2 separate regions of the Homo sapiens genome follow, and region 2 is linked to region 1. The links are chromatin contacts, found by Hi-C in ENCODE. All regions are on one chromosome and are shown on one strand. The core of a region is the stretch at or near the end of the contact, and the rest is flanking DNA. Distances in the headings are between cores, read along the strand shown. Region 1 overlaps ZNF521 (zinc finger protein 521). Region 2 overlaps SS18 (SS18 subunit of BAF chromatin remodeling complex).

Region 1 (4,945 bases), core at 1,932-4,431:
AACAGCTTGCTTTATAAAAGGCTGCTTGCTAATCTCAAATCCCTTTGTAATTTCATTTTTACATGTATGCTTTTATGTTCAGTATCCTATTTTTTGTCCTTTTTTGGCTGGATGAATAAAAGACAACAATCCACTCATGCATAAAACAGATGTTTTTGTTTTTAAGGCCAAGTGGAATCTTATGAATTTGTGTGCCCTCACTTTAGGAAGATGCTGCCAGAAGTGCTGAAATCGTGAAACCGGCGTTTTGGAAGAGACTCACTGGACCATCAGTTCTGGAACTTTGACTAGCACTCATGGGATCCTTGCCAACTGTAATTGCTGTTTTTGTTTATGTCGGATTGTCTACTGATTGGACTATAATGAATTTAATGACTTCAACATCTAGTCAGTATAATTTAAAGGTGGTGGAGGGAAGAAACAGTCACTGGTTGATAGATAAATAGAAGAACATTTGCAAGTGTCTGAAGGAGTATGGATGTCAAACACTGTTTGAGCTTCTGCAGTGTTTCCAATAATCAGGCTTTTTAGCATACAAGTCCAAAAGTAAAGCATACATTTCTGTATGCCAATTAGTATTTTTGCCTGTACAATCATGAAAAAAAATCTCTCTCTCTAATTTGTGTGTGTATGTATCTTTTCTTATTTTTTAAAAAACTTACCTTAGGTTAAAATCTAATCATGAAAAAAGGGAGTCACAACCTATCTAAAAATAATTTTGAGGGAAAGCCATATTGCAATTCTTAAAAGCAAAGCACTGCACTGTCTTAAAACAATTACCTTTACACACAAACTTGGGGGCTTTTTTTTTCTAATTATGTCATCATTTCCAAAATCAAAACTCAATCTTTACTGATGAGGTTTTTTTTTGTCTAAGAAATGAAACATATGAAATATAAGAGAAACACTTTTTTTTTGGTTATACTTCACCTGTCTACCCGTAAGTATATATATTTTGACTTTGAACATAAGAGAAAAAAATGTGTTTAAATAAGGACTGCAGAGTTTAATGTTTCTATTAAATTTCAGGGCCAGTACAAGCTCCCTGAGGTGGCTTTTCTAACACCTACAATTTTTAGAGCTTTTCCACTAGAGAATACAGCCTAATACACAGGTTTTCTTACTTTCAAAAGGTTTCAGGCTTAAAATCCATTGCCTTTACATTCAAATTCTATAGTTTACATTTCTTCTTTAAATTGCAGACTAAGTTTTGCCACTCTATTACATTTCTAAATAAATTACTCTACTCAAAAATAAAATAAAATAAACCTTCCTAAGTACAAAAGAAGGTAAATGGGGGAAAGGTCAATCACAAGTGTGATAACTTCAAAATGTGCCAAGTTACAAAGGGTTAGCTACTGTGACGGCCAAGTTAAACAAGGCACTTCTGGGGCTCTCTTTCTCCCTGGTTCCCACCACTCCTCTCCAGAGGTCCCTGGTATGGGTTTATGAACACCTGAGGGTTCAGATATCCTAATTGTGTCTTGTGTTTAACTTGGCCATCTAAATGACTAAGTGCTCCCCTCTCTCCTTCCCAGCTTTATAACTTGGCTCTTACTGAATATATCACACCTTTATATAGTGGACCACTTTTTCCTTTTTACAGTGCTTTTTGGAGTAAATTTCAAAAAAAAATTGTTTGTTATTAGGTAAAATGGCCGAGAAACTTCCATCAGAGAGGCACCACAAGAAAGAGAATAAATAGCCAGCAAGAAAAATAGAAATAGGTCACAATTGACCAATTTGATGCAACTGATTTGCTGCCTCTAAAAATAAGCTGACAGGAGAACTATTTTGAGTCAGGTAATCTACTCAAGTACCATGTCTACTCTCAGGAATTGAGACAAATATCCAAATAATATAAATGGGGCAGAAAGAGTGACTCATTTAATTGTCTGTCCATCCATGCCTCTAATAACTGGCTTCAATTCTCTATTTCATTAAATAGAAGGGGTTATCCAGAAGATTCGTACCATAAGGACAGAATAAGTTTGTCAACTTTGTATGTGGGCTGATAGAATTTTGATGCTAGGGCTTTGAAAGGCAGGAGGGGTAAAGGAGTTCCATGTTTCAAAATATATTTCCAGCTTTTACAAATAGAAAAGTGAATCTTTTCGGTGTTTAACAGGTTTAATGTACTTTAGAGGAGGTAAGTAGACCAACCAGGACCTGCTCCACTGAAGCTAGAAATATGGTACCTACTCTCAGGAGATGGATTCTTAGGACAATTACACTGAAGTTTCCTACAAACAAAAAACCCAGCATACTTTTTCAAGTAAACATAATTATTCCTTCAGGGTACTAAATTATGAGAATTCACACAATAAATTCAACTGTTAATAGAAATGTCCTGGTAATCTGTATTTTTAAGCATTTGGTTGAAAATACAGACTCCAAACCTAACTGACATTGTGTCTTCATGTTTTTATCTGCCTTAGGTAAATGACTTTCCTGAGATACAAGTTTCAAATTATATCAAATTGACAGTCATGTCAGCAATATCTTTTACATCTTGTTGGTTAAAGTACTAGTATGCATGTAAGACAGAAGTTGGAAATTCAGTGCAGAACTTCATGTTTTATTTAGAAGGGCCTATTGCATTTTCATGGTTTCCAATGCCTCCTTCAAGTTGGCTATAATCTACATGGTTTTGAAATACTGTCACTCATCTAATAAAATCAGACTTTTTATCTTTTAATTGCAAACCTATTAATCAGTTATTCATAAATGAAGAAACACAACAGGACTGCCTTTCTATACCTGCTGATAGCAAAGTGTTGTTCACTGCATATTACTACTAATATGATACCAGAACACAGGTCATAATAACACCTCTCTGGCTTTTCTATGATCCAAGTGTGACCTTCTGAATGATATAATGGACAATCCGCATACTCAGAACACTCCTACAACACATTTTGAAAAATTGGAGACCCTTCCAAGAAGACATAGGGAAATCAAAATACTGAAGAGAAGGCTAGGTATTTAACAAGAGCCACCCAGAATGCCCTTCCTCTTCTTCAAAACCGCTACTAATATCAAAATGATTCGTTTGGTATAGCTCATCTACATATGAATTTTTCAAGGCATACCCTGAAGAAAAACAATCCGCTCTTCAGTGAGGACTGTACTATTTTTATTCCTGTCTTCAGCTTCTCATCCCCAAAAGCCCAGCCAGCCCACCTGAGGCCATTCGCTCTTTTGGGAGTTGTCCAAGCAGCTGATAGGAGAGAACAGCACTGTGTTCCGCGCCCACACAGAATATGGAAGCTAAATCTTTGTTTTTAGTGTAAATATTTTATTTAGAATTTAGCAGTTGAAACAGATGCTGTCTTTGTGGGGAAGATATTTGGATAATTTTGCAACATGACGATAAAAGAATAAAATGTCCTCTTTACTCATTCTTCACTTGCCATTTTTTGCTTATTAACCTAAGAACTGCACAGGTATTTTGCAGTTCGACTTATCAAACCTGCCCAGCGAATACCGTCAACTGACGGATTCCCTTTACTGCCCATAAAATCCTACGTGCATGAGAAGAAATCATCTTCAGGAAGCACTGGGAACAAACGCATTCACAGTCAACCAAACTTTCGCTGTAAATTCACTCCAAAAGCAGGTGAACCAAATGCTCAGAAGCTGCGAGTGAACAAAACTGCCAATCGTGCAAACTTTAATAAACTTTTTTTTTTTTGAAAAGAAAAATCCCTCCCAAATTCCTTCACGGGGTTTCAGAAGCTTCTTGGAGCCCTTTCCACCGGACAGGCACTAACCGCTATCCTACTTCAACTCGGAAAGTTCTTCTTTCCAAGTGACTAGGAAGAGGTTTGTCCTGGTACTTCGCTCAGCGTTACTTTCAAGAAAGCCGGGGTCTCGGGCAAGTCTCGCCGGCGCGAGCCTGGTCCACCGTTACCCTGACACCCGCGCACGCCCGTGGCGTTTCTTTTTTCACTGTCGACACTTGGATCTTTCAGGCCCTGGGTCTAGGTTTCCCCCAGAAAAATGAGGGGCCCATGTGACGGAAACCACCAGACACACTGTGTGGAGACACATGCCAATGATTCACCTCGTTCCCGAACTAAAACTTCTGCGCTTTAGGAAAAAAGCAAGCGTTCCAATCTGCGAGGCCCTCCCCCACCCCGTCCCTTCCCAGGAGAAGAAAGAAAGGGCTTTGTGTGTGCGGTGAGGGCTCCGTTCATCGAGTTCAAAAATGCACAGCGGCCGGGGGCCGGGAGGCGTGGGGCGCCGGGCCCTGCCCACCCCTTTTCCCCGGGCCGGCGGCGAGTCGGGAAGCTGGTGCGGGAACCGGGGCCACGGGGCGCCGCGGCCCGGCAGCCAGGAGGAAGAGGATGCTGCGCCGCCGGGGACCAGAGGGCGGGGCCGGGCCGCGCGGACCTCGGCGGGACCCAGCGGGCCCGGGCGGGCGCACCAGCCGCCCTTTGTCCTCCGCCTCCGGGTCGCGGGGGCCGCGGCCGCCTCCAGCGCTGGCCCCCTGGCCCTCGCCCCGGTTCCCCGTCCTGCCCGCGCGCCCCTCCTCCGGCCCTCGCGCTCCGCCGCCCGCCCTCCCCGCTCTCCGCCTCGGAGCGCCGGACCTCGCGGCTCCCCTCGGCCGCCCGCCCCCGATTTCCTCGGAAGGAGGCTCGCGAAGGTGGAGGAGGCGGCCGAGGAGGAGGAGGAGGCCGCCACGTGACTCTCCTCGCCACATTCCAACACAGCCATCAGATCGATAACTTCAGGGACCCCCGCCCCCGCCGCAGCCAGCTAGTGCGCCCCCAAAATCCCGCACGCACGCCCCGCAACTTCCCTCTCCAACAGGGACGACGGAGAGCTGGACCCCACCGCGAAACGCAAAGGACTCCAGGGGCGGCGGGGAGAAGTAGGGGCGAGGGGCGGTCAACTTCTGGGAATGGCCAAGAGGGGTGCTCTGAGGCCCGAGCCGGGGTCC
Region 2 (4,733 bases), core at 241-2,740, 710 kb after region 1:
TACACAAAACCAAAATGTCATGTTAACCATAACTGTACTGCTGCTCAAATGCTTCTTTGGCCTTAGGCTTCAATGTTACACAGAGAATTTAAGTCAAAATCCTAATTCAAAGTACCATCATAAAAAGTCACAAAACTCCTAACTAGCTAACCTGCACTATCACTACCTTTCCAGTTCTAAAAACAGTGTGTCCTGGTGAACTAAATGTGGACTTGGCAAGAAGCTTTCTCTTGACTACAATATGACTACAAACTGAAAAGCAGTGATGTCTTTATTCCTACCTCCATACTGGATGTGTGCCATATATGTTGCAAGCCTTAGCAGGAAATAGGAGACAGCCACTGAAACACCACTGCCCTCCTATATGATCAGTCACACCTCAATCTTCTATAAGCCAGGCTACCTTACCTCTTTTGCTCTGTGCTCTCTTGTTTCCTTACTGCACCCATCATCCTTGGACACCAATGCTATCAATCAACACAATCGGCTACAGAAAACAGTATCCTAAAGATGCCAATTACTAATTTTAATAATTGTTCTGTTATTTTATTTCCATTACTGCTAGTTGTATAATGTCTTCTTTATCAATGAAAATAACTTTTGTCTTAGAAGGTAAAAATATTCTGATACCTAATGTAGATAATATTCTACCAAAAATTACGGCCATGGGTTGATGCTACTGTTACAAAAACAAAATAGTGTAAAGATACTTGTATGATTAAAATTTCAAACCAGCCAAAGGTAACTAAATCAGCATCCAATGTCTTAAAACATATCAACCTAGTGACCCTACACTTAAAATTGACAAATAGAAAAGAGAATGGCTCAGTGTATAAATAATGTAAGGAAGTTTACATTATTTTTCAGCCTTTAATTTTTGCTTTAAAATCAATTCCAATATTTATGTTATGCTATAAACCTATGTATTAAAAAAATTTAGATTCAGCTTCAATATCAATAAGGAAATACTAAATACACCAGCACTTCAGAGACTGTTTTCTTTCCCCATGTGTTTTTCCCAGTGATACTGTTTCTGAGATCAATCAATATTTAAGTAAATAAAAACTCAGGGAAATGTTATAATATCTTTTTTAAACAGACTTTAATTCTTAAGCCATGGTGCAACGCCTTTTTTTCCAAAAAGCTTCTAAAGCCAACTGTATTGCAGTTTCAGACAGACTAAATTTAGCCAGTTCTGTTCATCAGAGGAATGGTGTGTGTCAGCTACATCAAAGCCCAAGGGCAGCCTGATAAACACTGAATACAGGTCACGTAGCTCTGTAGCTAACAAACTCTAAGAGAGCTTGTACTCGGGGGCATTCAAAGCAGTTTTGTCATCAACAATCTAGTATCCCTTGAGCCCCCATGTCGTTTCAGTTGCTAAGCAACTCTGGTGTTAATGTCTTAGAGGAGAAAAACTTACCAGGCATCTGGCCGTTCATCTGGTTCTGCATGTGCGGTGCAGGAGGACCCCCACCTACCATTCCATCTGAAGGCATGTTGTGAGAGCGTGGAGGTGGGGGAGGGCCGCTCTGATTCATCCCTCCAGGACCCATAGGCATATTCTGTGTGGGTGGCTGAAAGAAGACAGTTTAGTAAAACAAGAGAAACAGACTAATATACGAAAGATGCATAGGGTAAAAGAGTTGCTTATGTTACTAAATTGCAGTAAGAACAAAAACACAAATGCATTTCGAATTCTTCTAATGCATTTTCATCATGAACATAGTTAATAACCCCCAAAACTTTAAAGCATATTTACTTTATAAAATCTCAGTAGTGAAAATTAAAATGTTAACATTCTATACAAAAAATTCTCATTTATTTATATATTAAGCATTTCTAATGTGTCTATTATTATCTAAATTATGTGAAAAAAATTAAATGTCCTTTCATTATTGATGTATTGGATACACTTATTAATGATGGATTTTACCTAAAAATGTACAGTAACAAAAAATGATGAAAGGACTCTAAGTCCCAAAATGTGCCATATTTTACACTATTTCGGGGTGGAGGATAGTGGCAGCAGAGGAATGTTTTAAAACATGAAGACAACAGTTCAACATTTTTGTGCCGACTACTGCTATAGATTGGAAACATTACTGATGGCCTCCAAGGGTACAGAGACAGCTGCCTCAAAAGGATGCCCTTGGCAAATTTCCTAATGCAATTTTGAAGAAAACCACTGACTAACCTTCAGAGTTCACAAAAGGGCAAAAGGAAAAACAGATATGAGGTGGTCTGCCACACCTGGGTCCCTTCTTAGGGATATTTTGGTGGAGAAAGCAAACGGTTAGTTTCGCTCCAATCCCCCATTTTTAATCTTGTAGGAGGAGAGGGAGGCATTATTCTTTACTTCGATGTTCTAAATGTAATGTCCATTCCTGTATTATCAGTTGTTCTCTTCCTCCTACATTTAAAAATGGCCAGTTACTGTATGCCTTTCCATTTTGTGAACACAATTCTCTTTGGCACACTTAATAGATACACATTGTTATTTGGCCATCACATTTAAATACTCAAACCTCCAAACAGTTAATAATCACTAACATTTACAGAAATAAACAAGTCTACTCTAATAGCACACATTTTAAAATCAGAATTTTAATTTCTTCACAACTAAATCCAGATGAATGCTCTTATTTTCTCTTAAATTCTCATATTATTTCTCCAACTTGTATTCTTTAAACACTTAAAAACCTTGTTCAGTTTTCACCAAAACAAACAAAAAAACAAACAAAAAACACTAATTTGAGTCATATTATCTAACTTTTAATCATCCTTATTTATCATCCTTCAAACCTGGCTACCTTAACCCTCTTCTGTCTGAAAACAGAAATCCTCCTTCCTCTATTCTTGTCCAAATTTTCTGTTAAAAATTCATGTTCTCACTCTTAATAGTGAGGTCATTTTCTTGTAATTCAACTAATAAAACATCATTACTGTTACCACCATGCTAGAATAACTTGTATCAAACTAACCCTCAGCTAAATAAAACTCATAAAATCTAGACAAAAAGTAAAAACTGTTTGAAGCCACTAAAGAGTGACTTACACAAAGAGGAACAGAAGGGGCTACAACTCCTGAAAGAACGGAAGCATATAAGACCAGCTCCACAATTATCTTGGCTTTTTCCTTGAGTTTGCTGAGTAACAGGGAAATACAGCTCAAGTAGAAAGTGCAGTCCAATTGGACTAAGGAAAAAAAAGAGTCAGAATTTTTGACTATCAAAGAGCTGGAAACTAAAGAATAAATTTCCAGAGAGAAAGGACCACAAGAGGGGAAACATTCAAGAAAACTAGTCGAAATAGCAGGTAGGAGGCTAAAGAGCTCAGCAGAGATTCCAGCTGCTGCTCACTGATATGGAGACAAAGACTGGAGTGTAGGCCCCACCAAGTTAGAGGAGCCTTCATAAATAACTCCAACTCTCTGTTGAGACTACAGAAGGGCCAGCTACTCCTTAAGAGTAAGGTCGAAATTGAAATAGATCAGCCCTAAAAAGTCTTATAACCAACCTTTAATAGATTCAAGGTAACCTCCTAGTACTTCACATACCAAAGGAAAACTTAATTCTCTTTGGAGCAAAGTAACACAAACTAGAGCTTCTATAATTGTTCAACCACAAGGTCTAACACTCTTAAAAATTGCAAGGCTTTCTAAAAAACAAAAATAAATGACCAACACCCACTTTGATAGCTGCAATAACATAAAAATTAAAAGTCCAGAAAAATAACAAGTGTTGTGAACAATGTATAGAAATTGCAACTCTCATATATGCTGGTGGAAATGTAAAAGGGTACAGCCACTGTGGAAAACAGTTTGACAGTTCCTCAAGAACTTAAACAGTTACCATATGATCTAGCAACTCCATTCCTGGTACATACTAAAAAGAATTGAAAACACACATTCACGCAAAATTTCTACACAAATGTTCACAGTGGCATTATTCATAATAGTTAAAAACTGGAAAAAACTCAAATGTCCACCTACTGATGAATGGATAAACAAAACGTGGCATATGAATACAACGGAATATTATTCAGCCACAAAGAAGAAATACTTATACATGCTACAACATGGATGAACCTTGAAAACATTATGCCAAGTGAAAGAAGATGGACACAAAAGGCCACATAAATTGTATGATTCTATTCATAAGAAATGTCCAGACTAGGCAAATTCAGAGAGACAGAAAGTAGATTTGCTGTTGCCAGGGGATGGGGAGAGGGGGAGAATTGAGATTGACTGCCAACAGTTTTCACTTTATTAGGGTAGTGAAAACATTCTGAAATTAGATAGTTATGATGCTTACATAATTGTGAATATACTAAAAACCACTGAATTCTGTACTTTAAAATGGTTAAAATGGTAAATCTTATATAAACTGTATCTCAATTAAAAAAAGAATGGACAACCAAGAGAAATAACAGAAAATTTAAAAAGACACCTAAGTCATTCAGATTTTGGAGTTCCAGGCCAGATGTGGTGGCTCATGCCTGTAATCCTAGCACTTTGGGAGGCCAAGGCAGGCAGATCACTCGAAGCCAGAAGCTCAAGACCTGCCTGGCCAACATGGTGAAACTCTGTCTCTACTAAAAATACCAAAAAAAAAAAAAAAAAAAAAAAAAAAAAAAAAAATCAGCCAGGCGCAGTGGCACGTGCCTGTAGTCCCTGATACTTGGGAGGCTGAGAAACGAGAATCGCTTGCACCTGGGAGGTGGAGGCTGCAG

Evidence for each region. A loop is a pair of places that touch in the nucleus more often than their neighbours do. Pooled maps may share reads with other maps.
Region 2: a pooled map of heart left ventricle shows a loop between it and region 1 (2.3-fold over the local background). The contact joins two enhancer-like sites. A Hi-C loop is called at or near these places in 1 of 50 pooled maps.

Annotation. Positions count from the first base shown.
Region 1 is chr18:25,345,375-25,350,319 of GRCh38, forward strand. All of the region lies in intron 2 of ZNF521 (zinc finger protein 521), which reads right to left. Among named protein-coding and RNA genes, the nearest start is that of ZNF521, 4.3 kb to the right of the region's middle. Within about 2 kb of position 3,182, at least 3 of the 41 ENCODE cell types and tissues checked have a DNase peak (open chromatin) inside an H3K27ac peak, as active enhancers do.
Region 2 is chr18:26,056,166-26,060,898 of GRCh38, forward strand. SS18 (SS18 subunit of BAF chromatin remodeling complex) reads right to left here. Exons shown (of 11, transcript NM_001007559.3): 4 at 1,424-1,577. Among named protein-coding and RNA genes, the nearest start is that of SS18, 32 kb to the right of the region's middle. Within about 2 kb of position 1,491, at least 2 of the 41 ENCODE cell types and tissues checked have a DNase peak (open chromatin) inside an H3K27ac peak, as active enhancers do.